2 separate regions of the Homo sapiens genome follow, and region 1 is linked to region 2. Evidence: read pairs that join two places in POLR2A ChIA-PET (ENCODE). Cell type or tissue: HCT116. All regions are shown on one strand. Links, peaks and the distances in the headings refer to the core of each region. The heading gives the core; the rest is flanking DNA.

Region 1 (5,371 bases), core at 228-5,227, 280 kb after region 2:
AATGAGCGCCATAGGAGAAACTTTCCAAAATTAGATGAAAAACAGGACTTCTGGTCTTTGAGAGAACTTTTGATTTAAAGGAAGAGAGTGAATCCCTGTGTCCTGGGGGCCATCTTCCTTGTTTTTGTGGATGCACCGGAGCAGTTGTGTGTCCCCTGTGTTACATAAGGTGTGCTGTGTTTATTTTTTAATTTTTAAAATATTTTAAAAATTTTTGTAAGGATGAAGTCTCTCTATGTTGCCCACGCTGGTCTTGAACTCCTGGCCTCAAGCGATCCTCCTGCCTTAGCCTCCCAAAGTGTTGGGACTATGGGCATGAGCCACTGCACTGGGCCGCCATGCTGTATTTAGGATTAGGCATCCAGAGTTCTCAGCATAAGAGACTAGCAGGTGAATAGCTAACGTTTACTTGGTGCCTGCTATGTGCAAGCAAGTCTCTGTGCCTCTTTGGACCAAAAGTACGCTGGTATTTGGGATAGCACAGGAGTGGGGAAGTTGGGGGCCAGGTCTAGCTGCAATAGGGTCCATGTGGCAGGAGCTGCTTGGAGGGTGATGACTTGAGTTGGTGCCAGATGGGGCAGGGTCACCCGTGCACCCGTGGTAGCACTTCCTGGATGATATAGGAGAGGCACACAACTCGCTGCCCGCATCCTTAGGCTGCCCACCCTGCTTCCTTGAGAACTACCACAGGCACACACCAGGGAGCCAACATTTAAAAATGTTTAAAAGGTAGAGATTTCTTACCAAACTCATACCAAAAAAAGAAAAAAAGTAAAGGGAAACCAGTAAATTTTTTTTTTTTTTTTTGAGACGGAGTCTCGCTGTGTTGCCCAGGCTGGAGTGTAGTGCCGTGATCTCAGCTCACTGCAAGCTCTGCCTCCCAGGTTCACGCCATTCTCCTGCCTCAGCCTCCTGAGTAGCTGGGACTACAGGCTCCTGCCACCACGCCTGGCTAATTTTTTGTATTTTTAGTAGAGATAGTATTTCACCGTGTTAGCCAGGATGATCTTGATCTCCTGACCTTGTGATCCGCCACCTTGGCCTCCCAAAGTGCTGGGATTACAGGCATGAGCCACTGTGCCCGCCTTTTTTTTTTTTTGAGACAAGTTTGGTGCTTGTTGCCCAGGCTAGAGTGCAATGGTGTGGTCTTGGTTCACTGCAATCTCCGCCCCCCGAGTAGCTGGGATTACAGGCATGAGCCACCACGCCCAGCTAATTTTTTTGTATTTTTAGTAGAGATGGGGTTTCACCATGTTGGCCAGGCTGGTCTTGAACTCCTGACCTCAGGTGATCCACCCGCCTTGGCCTCCCAATGTGCTGGGATTACAGCCATGAGCCACTGCGCCTGGCCAATTATTTTCAATAATATATTTTATTTACCCCTCCGTACCCAAAACATTATTACATCAGTATATAATCAATATAAAAATCGTTGAGCTACATAGCATTCTTTCTTTGCCTACCTCTGAAACCCTGTGTATAGTTTGCACTCACACATTTCAATGTGGGCTCATCACATTTTGCATACTCAGTAGTCCTGTGGCCAGTGGCTGCCATAGGGACAGAGCAGCCCCAGGAGTCTCACTGTGGGGTTTGAGGTACAGTTTCTTATGGAGCCCTTGTCTCTGTGCATGCGCTAACTTTGCATGTGGCCTGGGACGGCCTTCTTCTCCCTCCTGAGGCTGGCCTGCCCTCTGACACCCTGGCACTAGTGGCACTTCTAGGTTTTGTTTTCAGTCTTGAAGTCCTCCCAGGGTGGTCCGAACTGATGGTGAGAGCCCTGCTTCCTGGGGATTGGCCTCACTTCTGCCATCAGGAAAACCACTGAGTTACTCCATGTATTTCAGGAGAACCTCATTTGTCTAGGGAGGCAATGGGTAGGATGTTAGAAACAAGGGCACTGGGGTCTGACCGTCTAGATTGCCATGTGGACAGTGCAACTCACACGCCCTCAGGCCAGGCCTTTCACTTTCCCATGCCTCAGTTTACCCATCTGTAAGAAGGGAACTCCCCAGAACACATGGAAACCTCCTGGAGGTGACTGTTCTCAGGGTTGTATATGTGGTCTGTTGTATATGAACTTGAAGCGTGTGAAACTGCAGGATGACATGCAGCTCTGGTGCCCTTGGAGCTCAGGGGTCGCGTGTTCCCACCCTTATTTAGAGAAGCGAAGTGTGTCTGGTGCAGGCCCTTCACCTGAGTCGTTCTGTGGGTGCCTGAGCCAGGTAAAGGTCCTCTCAGCCTGTTTCCATGGCGGCCTCAGCTGTTTCCTCAAGTGCCCCCATGCCTGCCCTTCCACTGTGCTAAACTGAGATGGTGTTGACTTCTCAGCCCAGGACCCAGGGATCTCCCCCAGCCAGAGTCTGTGTGCGGAAAGTTCCAGAGGCCTCAGTGCAGGCTCCCTGTCGGAGAGTGCAGTTGGGCCCGTGGAGGCATGCTGCCTGGTCATCCTGGCTGCAGAGAGCAAGGTGAGACTTTCTCGCCCCACTTACTCAGAACTGGCTCCTCCCAGACCCTGCTCATGGCCAGCCCCACCCTGGCCACACCCAGCACAGTGCTGGGCACTGCTGGGTGCCCCAGCTACTTCCTCTGCCATTGCCTGTCCCTGCCTCACCCTAGTCTCCACCCAGCCCCACCTCTCTCTGCTCAACCCTGCCCCAGGCATTGCCCCCATCCTGGCCCTGCCCACAGCTCCTCTGCGCATGACTGCATCCCAGGTCCTGCCCCAGGCCCAGGCTCCCCACCGGTTCCCACCCCTGTGCCTTCTGACCCTCCTACCTCCAACCCCCAGCAACTTCTCTGAGACCACCTGGCCACTGAGCTTTTTGCTTATCATTCTTCAAGGTGCCCCCACGCTGATGGGCGGGCAGCGGCGGTCACCTGTGCATCCTAGACCTGCCTGGTGTTAAGGACTGTGCTTGCAGATTCCTCACAACCTGGAAGAGCCAAGGGCTGGGCCCTTGTAGGCTAGGATTTGGGGCCCCCTCAGCCACCCAATAGCTGTGGGGCCTTGGCAGTCACTTAACACCTTTGTTTAATTTCCATATCTGTAAAATGGATGCTAGTGACCACCCACCTTAAATATCCTCTAATGAGCATTTCTCAGTGTTGGTGCTACTGTCATTTTTAGCCGGATAATTTTCCATTGTGGGAGGCTGCCCTGTGCACTGTAGGGTGTTGAGCAGCATCCCAGCTTCTCCCCTTGTGACAGCTGAAAATGTCTCCAGATATTGCTACATGTCCCCTGGGAGGGGTACAAAAATTGCCCCAGTTGAGAGCCTCTGCTTTAGACAGCACACTGTTATAAAACTGTTTTATAGCTGTTAGAAATGCCTCCAGGTGGGCTGTGATACTGATGGTATCTCCTCTCACCTCTTTCCTGGGCTGGGATAGGGTTGTGAGGGTGTTGATAGGTCAGGTTAATGGAAAGAAGACGTTGGACTGGCAGCTAACACTTGTGCCCTGCACAGTCCCCTCACACTTGCAATACCACCCCTGGGCCACATGGCAGTCCTAGATAGAGTCCTGGGGCAGTTGGCTGGGTCTCTCTTTTGACACCCCTTTGGGTCAGTGAAAGGCAGAGGGACACATTCTGGTATCCACTCTTCATTCATGTTTATTGAGCATCTGGGCTGCCCCAGGTATCCTGGAAGCCGCCTGGGAAGGCGCAGTCTCCAGCCAGACTGACCGAGCAGCTGCTGTCCCCCACTGCAGGTCGCTGCGGAGGAGCTTTGCTGTCTGCTAGGCCAGGTCTTCCAGGTTGTTTACACGGAGTCCACCATCGACTTTCTGGACAGAGCGATATTTGATGGGGCCTCTACCCCGACCCACCACCTGTCCCTGCACAGCGGTATGTTGAGTGAGAGTGGGCAGCGGGTGGGAGCAGGGACAGGAGGGGCTACTGCAGTGGCCCCCAGCTCCCCATGAGTTACTCCTGGAATAGCGCAGTTACTGCCGTGACATGGTGGCCTTTTGTTTCCAGACTTTGCTGTTCACATTAGCCCATAGGGTTTCATGAAGGCAGAAGTGTCACCTGTCCTTGAGAGAGTTGCACCAGGTCAGCGCTATGGCTTCCTGGAATAAATTTGGGGTCTGTGAACACTTTTTTGGAACCACTTGTGGCTAAAGTCACTTCACTTAACTCGGAACAAAGAGCTTGGAGAAGGCTCCTAGCACTGGGGCCTGTGATGGAATTGGGGAGGCTGAGAGTGGGTCTGGGGAGCCTCCTTTTCAGTATGCCCAGACTATGGCTGCTCTTAATGTGAAACTCCTTCCAGGACCATGGCCAGACCCATGGGAAGCTGCTCAGGCTGCCCTGGGAGGCCAGCTGGCAGTGGTGGAGCAGTGGCAGATGGGGAAGAATGGAAGGTACCCCAGAGCTGTCTCTTCCTGCATGGCCCACACAGCATTTTCAGGAGTCTGTTAGTCCATTGAAAACACTTCATCAGCAAGCTCACTTGAGTTAAGTCTTCAAAAACATCATCTGTTTTTCAGATGTATTACTTATTGAGGATTAATGGGTTATATAAATTGAGGTGCATAAAAAGCTGTTGGAGGCTGGGTGTGGTGGCTCATGCCTGTAATCCCAGCACTTTGGGAGGCTGAGGCGGGCGGATCACCTGAGGTCGGGAGTTCAAGACCAGCCTGACCAACATGGAGAAACCCTGTCTCTACTAAAAAATACCAAGAAAAAAAAAAAGGCTGTTGGAAACAGTGCGGCTTGTTGAGTACAATTTCTTCTTTTTACGGAGATAAGTCCCAGCCCTCTGCCCTTTCCCCAGTAACTCGCACATCTCAGTGAAGAGAGTAAATGGTGGAGAAGCCTGTGCTGGTGTGAGGGCTGCTCCTCAGTGCCTCCTTCTTCCCTTTCTTGCTGCTGGTGCCAGAGCCCTTTGTGGGCACTACACGCCTTGTGTTGGCCCAGCAGCTGCAGAGAGACAGCTGCTGAGCTCTCAGGCATCCTCTCTATCTCATTTAGTCCTCGGTGGCCCAGCGAGATAGGTGCAATCTTCATCCCCATTTTAGAGATGGGGAAGTGGAGGCTTAGAAGTCAACAGCTTATCCAGAGGAATGTACCATATGAGTAGCAGATGATTTATCGAGCTGTAATTAAACATTCAGTTTTAGTGCGACTGGTTTGGCCCTTGTGCTTTAAAATTCCCAAAGGGCCTTTTTTTCTTTAATAATTTTTTTTTTACTGAGAAGTACACAAGTCATACATGTACAGTTGAATGAATTTTCATAAAGTAAACACATCATGTAACACCACTACTGGGGGTTGCTGAAGTGGGCTTCTTCCCCTGCCAGCCTTTCCCAAGACCTCCCCGTGGGATCCACACACAGATGTGCACACGTTACGCACATGCATGCA
Region 2 (5,371 bases), core at 263-5,262:
GGCTGCTCAGGAGGCTGAGGTGGGAGGATCAACACTGCACTCCAGCCTGGGCAACAGGGTAAGACCCTGTTTCAAAAAGAAAAAAAATAAAGATTAATGTCTCTGACCATTTCTGTGCTTGACAGGCATTTAGGAATCTTTCATATACTTCAGGGCCTGCATAACTCTTAGGGCTAATAATGTGATACCTATTTGAATTTGTTATTCCACATTGCTTTTCTGACTTCTGATCACCACTTAGTAGGTCCATTCTACTAAGAGCACCTTTGAGTTGCTCTTTGCCTCTGGATTTTTTATTGTATGAGACAAATAAACTCCTGTCTAAGCCAGTATTGATGAAGTTTTCTACTGCTTGCTAGAAAACTTGGTTGGTTTTTTTTCTTTGTTTGTTTGTTTTGAGAAAGTTCTGCTATGTTGCCCAGGCTGGAGTGCAGTGGCTCGATCTTGGCTCACTGCAACCTCAACCTTCCAGGTTTAAGAGATTCTCGTGCCTCAACCTCCCGAGTAGCTGGGAATACAGGTGCACACCACCACCCAGCTAATTTTTGTATTCTTAGTAGAGATGGAGTTTCACCATGTTGGCCAGGCTGGTCTTGAACTCCTGACCTCAGGTGATCCGACTGCCTTGGCCTCCCAAAGTGCTGGGATTACAGGTGTGAGCCACTGTGCCTGACTGAGAACTTGGTTTAGAATCATCTGAGAATTTGAGTCATGGGAAAGGATGAGGTTCATCTTGGAGGGTATGTAAGGAAACAAAACAAGATCAAATGCTTAATTCTGACAGAGGAGAAATTTGTGAAAAAGCTAAAGGGGAAATGGTAAAGGAAACATGAGAGAAAAGTCAAAGCCATCAAGGAAAGGAAGCTTTCCAATCAAGGAGGTGATGAAACCTGTCTGATGCAGGCAGTGTCAGACCTGCAAAAAGCACCTGGGTTTGTGGGCTGAGAGGTCACTGATGGTCTCAGCAGAAGCGGTTTCCATTCAGCCTGGAGAGCAGAGGCACCAAGCTAGGCCTTGGGCAAGAGGCACAGAGAAGACAAGTTACTACCCAAAGTCGTCTGTTTTCATAATTTTGAATACCCTAATTTTTTCCCTGGTTACCTTCTCTCTTGCTCAGGCACATTTTTGAGATAAGCATTTGTTTATAAGATGCTATATGATCAGGAGCTACAGTTGAGTTTCAGAGTTCTGCTTGCTGGCATGGAACACCTCCATCTAGCCAGAACAGGGCACTGTTGAGTTCAGCTGGATTTGCTTTTGGTCTGATTCATCCAAATAAGGCATGGACAGCTCCACATTCCTGAGGTTCTGTGTCTGCTGATATTTTCCACAGTTAGACAGTCCCACTCAACAGATAATGTCAGAAAAGGAACCCCCAGAATATCAGCTCCCCACTTAACAAACAAAACATGAACATTTGTATTCTTGAGTGTACATACCCCATGCCTGTGTAGATGAAATGACAAGAACTAGGACTTTGCTGTGACAATGCTGACGGTGACAAAAAGGCAGGACTTCAAATAGTAGCGAGAGGGAGGACAAGTCACAAGGATGTATTCATTTATTTGTTTTGAGACGAAGTCTCAGTCTGTCACCCACGCTGGAGTGCAGTGGCTCGATCTTGGCTCACTACAACCTCCACCTCCCAGGTTCAAGCGATTCCCCTGCCTTAGCCTCCTGAGCAGCTGGGACTACAGGAGCCCACCACCATACCAGGCTAATATTTGTATTTTTAGTAGAGACGGGGTTTCGCCATGTTGGCCAGGCTGGTCTTGAACTCCTGACCTCAAGTGATCCACCTGCCTCGGCCTCCCAAAGTTCTGGGATTACAGGTATGAGCCACTGTACCCAGCCGGATGTATTTATTTTTATTTTTATTTTTATTTTTGAGACAGGGTCTTGCTCTGTTACCCAGGCTGGAGTGTAGTGGCACCATCATGGCTCACTGCAGCCTCAACCTCCTGGGCTCAAGTGATCCTCCCATCTCAGCCTCCCGAGTAGCTGGGACTATAGGTATGCACCACCGTGCTTGGCTAATTTTTATTTTTAAAAATGTTTTGACCGGGCACAGTGGTTCATGCCTGTAATCCCAGCACTTTGGGAGGCTGAGGCAGGCGGATCACCTGAGGTCAGGAGTTCGAGACCAGCCTGACCAACATGATGAATCCCATCTCTACTAAAAATATAAAATTAGCTGGGCATGGTGGTGCATGCCTGTAATCCCAGCTACTTGGGAGGCTGAGGCAGGAGAATTGCTTGAAGCCAGGACGTGGAGGTTGCAGTGAGCCAAGATCACGCCATTCATTGACCTCCAGCCTGGGCTTCAAGAGTAAAACTCACTCTGTCTCAAAAAATAAATAAATAAATAAATAAATAAATAAATAAAAATAAAATAGGCCGGGCATGGTGGCTCACACCTGTAATCCCAGCACTTTGGGAGGCCGAAGTGGGTGGATCACCTGAGGTTGGGAGCTTAAGACCAGCCTGACCAACACGAGAAACCCCATCTCTACTAAAAATACAAAATTAGCCGGGAGTGATGGCGCATGCCTGTAATCCCAGCTACTTGTAAGGCTGAGGCAGGAGAATTGCTTGAACCCAGGAGGCGGAGGTTGCAGTGAGCCGAGATCAAGCCATTGCACTCCGTCAAGAGCGAAACTCTGTCTCAAACAAATAAAAATAAAAAATAAAAGAAAATACATATTTTTTTGTAGAAGCAGGGTTTCCCTCTGTTGCCCAGGCTGGTGTTGAACTCCTGGGCTCAACCGATCCTCCTGCCTTGGCCTCCCAAAGCACTGGCATTACAGGCGTGAGCCACCACGCCCAGCCTATTTATTATTCATTCATGCATTCATTTACTTTTTTTTTTTTGAGATGGAATCTCACCCCATCCCCCAGACTGGAGTGCAGTGGTGTGATCTCAGCTCACTGCAACCTCCGTCTCCCAAGCTTAAGTGATTCTCCTGCCTCAGCTTCCTGAGTAGCTGGGATTACAGATGCGCACCACCATGCCCGGCTAACTTTTGTATTTTTAGTAGAGACGGGGTTTCACCATATTTGTCAGGCTGGTCTTGAACTCCTGACCTCATGATCCACTCACCTCAGTCTCCCAAAGTGCTGGGATTACAGGCGTGAGCCACTGTGCCCAGCCCTAATTTTTGTACTTTTTAGTAGAGATGGGTTTTCCCTGTGTTGGCCAGGCTAGTCTTGAACTCCTGGCCTCAAGTGACCCACTTACCTCGGCCTCCCGAAGTGCTGCAATTACAGTGTGAGCCACCATGCCCAGCCCTGCCCAGTTAATTTTTGTATTTTTAGTAGAGATAGGGTTTCACTATGTTGTCCAAGCTGGTCTTGAACTCCTGACCTCAAATTATCCACCCGCCTCTGCCTCCCAAAGTGCTAGGATTACAGGCATGAGCCACCTCACCCGGCCTCATTCATTTACTTCTTTGGAGGAGTTCCTAACTGCTCTACGTTTTAGGATGGAGAGAGAAATGGTAAGAATTTATGCCTGAAGGCCTTGGGCATTTTTTTTCAGTGTCAGATGAGGACAAGTGGCTTTCTTAAGATCACAAAGCAAGAAGTGATGTGGAGTGGGGGGGAAAAAAGCAGTTTCCAGTTTGGCTTTGCTAACACTCATAAGCGATTACTCTGAACAAGAAGCCAGAGCTTTACTTTACGCATCTGTAAAATGGGGATAATGGGATGGTGATGAGAACAAAACAACATAGTCTAAATTTCCAACACAGGCTGAGCATGGCGGTTCACCTGTAATGCTAGAACTTTGGGAGGCCAAGGTGGGAGAATCCTTTAAGCCCTGGAGTTTGAGACCAGCCCTGATAACACAGCCAGAACCAGTTTCTGTTAAAAAAATTTAAATTAGCTGGCACAGTGGCTTGTGCCTTTAGTCCCAGACATTTGGGAGGTTGAGGAGGGAGGAATGCTTCAGTCCAAGAGTTCGAGGTTACAGTGAGCTAGGATTGCACCACTGCACTCCAGACTAACCAACAGAGTGAGACCCTATCTCAAATAAATAAATTCCTAACACGTTGGCTCATGGTTATTAACAATGGCAAGAGGCCAGAAACTGTACTTCATCTATCAGATGAATTATCATTTTTGTCTCACCACAACCCTATCCTGGTTGTGCAGATGAAGAAACTGAGTTTTAGAAACATTAAACAACGTCCAGGTGCAGCAGCTCACGCCTATAATCCCAGCACTTTTGGGAGGCTGAGGCGGGTGGATCGCTTGAGTCCAGGAGTTTGAGACCAGCCTGGGCGATGTGGCGAAACCCCATCTTTACAAAACACACACACACAAAATGAGCTGGGTGTGGGTGCATGCCTGTAGTCCCAGCTACTTGGGAGGCTAAGGTGGGACGCTTGCTCGAGCACGGGAAGGGGAGGTTGCAGTGAGCCGATAACACACCACTGCACTTCCAGCCTAGGTGAGAGTGAGACCTTGTCTCAAAAAAACAAAAAGAAACATTAAATAATATCCTTAATATTGCAACTTAAGTGACAGCCCAGGATATATGAATTCCCTTGTAAGGTTTTCTTAACAAAACACCAGTCACATAAGTGCATTTTATTTTATATTTTTGTTTATTTATTTGAGACGGAGTCTCTGTCTCTCAGGCTGGAGTGCAGTGGCGCCATCTCTGCTCGCTGCAACCTCCACCTCCTGGGTTCCAGCGATTCTCCTGCCTCAGCCTCCCGAGGGGGTAGCTGGGACTACAGGTGCGCACCACCATGCCCAGCTAATTTTGTATTTTTCGTAGAGATGGGGTTTCACCATGTTGTCCAGGCTGGTCTTGAACTCCTGACCTCAGGTGATCCTCCCGCCTCGGCCTCCCAAAGTGCTGGAATTACAGGCGTGATCCACCGCACCCGGCCTATTTTTTGAGAGAGGGTCACACTCTGTCGTCCCGGCTGGAATGCAGTGATGCGATCACCGCCCACTACAGCCTCGACCTCCGGGCTCAAGCAATCCTCCCCGCCCAGCCTCCTGAGTAGCGAGCGCCTCGACGCCCAGCTAATTTTTATTTTTATTTATTTTTTTGTAGAGACGGCGTCTCTCTAAGATGCCCAGGCTGGTGGCCGGTGTCGAACTCCTAAGATGAAGCGATCCTCCCCGGCCTTGGCCTCCGCGCCTCCTAAAGCGCCAGGTATGAGCCACCGCGCCTGGCCTACAAGTGCATTTTAATTAAAGTATTATTAATGTCTTTGCCTGAAGAAATTCGCTTTTAAATTGTGACTTATCTTTCACCCAAAAATCAAAGCACAATTCAGCCCCGAGGCGGGGGCGGTAGGAGCTGGGCGGGGCGGGGGCAGGGAAAGACCAGGAGCAGAGATTCAAAAAGAGTAAG

The links. ChIA-PET counts read pairs that join two places held together with the same protein. Peaks named below come from ENCODE experiments on the same cell type or tissue, not always from the same donor. Only the 100,000 strongest peaks of a DNase experiment are listed, where the experiment ranks them.
Region 1: POLR2A ChIA-PET joins it to region 2 with 5 read pairs; 2 of 35 experiments call an interaction of 5 or more read pairs at or near these places.

Annotation. Positions count from the first base shown.
Region 1 is chr7:45,066,112-45,071,482 of GRCh38, forward strand. It overlaps CCM2 (CCM2 scaffold protein), which reads left to right. Exons shown (of 10, transcript NM_031443.4): 5 at 2,332-2,468; 6 at 3,715-3,850. Among named protein-coding and RNA genes, the nearest start is that of NACAD, 20 kb to the right of the region's middle. In HCT116, for the core only: CTCF peaks have their summits at 3,493 and 3,695; a DNase peak (open chromatin) is centred at 2,570; H3K27ac peaks cover 803 bases.
Region 2 is chr7:44,790,528-44,795,898 of GRCh38, forward strand. LOC105375259 (a long non-coding RNA gene) reads right to left here. Exons shown (of 2, transcript XR_007060300.1): 2 at 4,589-4,897. Among named protein-coding and RNA genes, the nearest start is that of PPIA, 3.5 kb to the right of the region's middle. In HCT116, for the core only: no CTCF peak of the experiment used is centred there; no DNase peak of the experiment used is centred there; H3K4me3 peaks cover 553 bases; H3K27ac peaks cover 319 bases.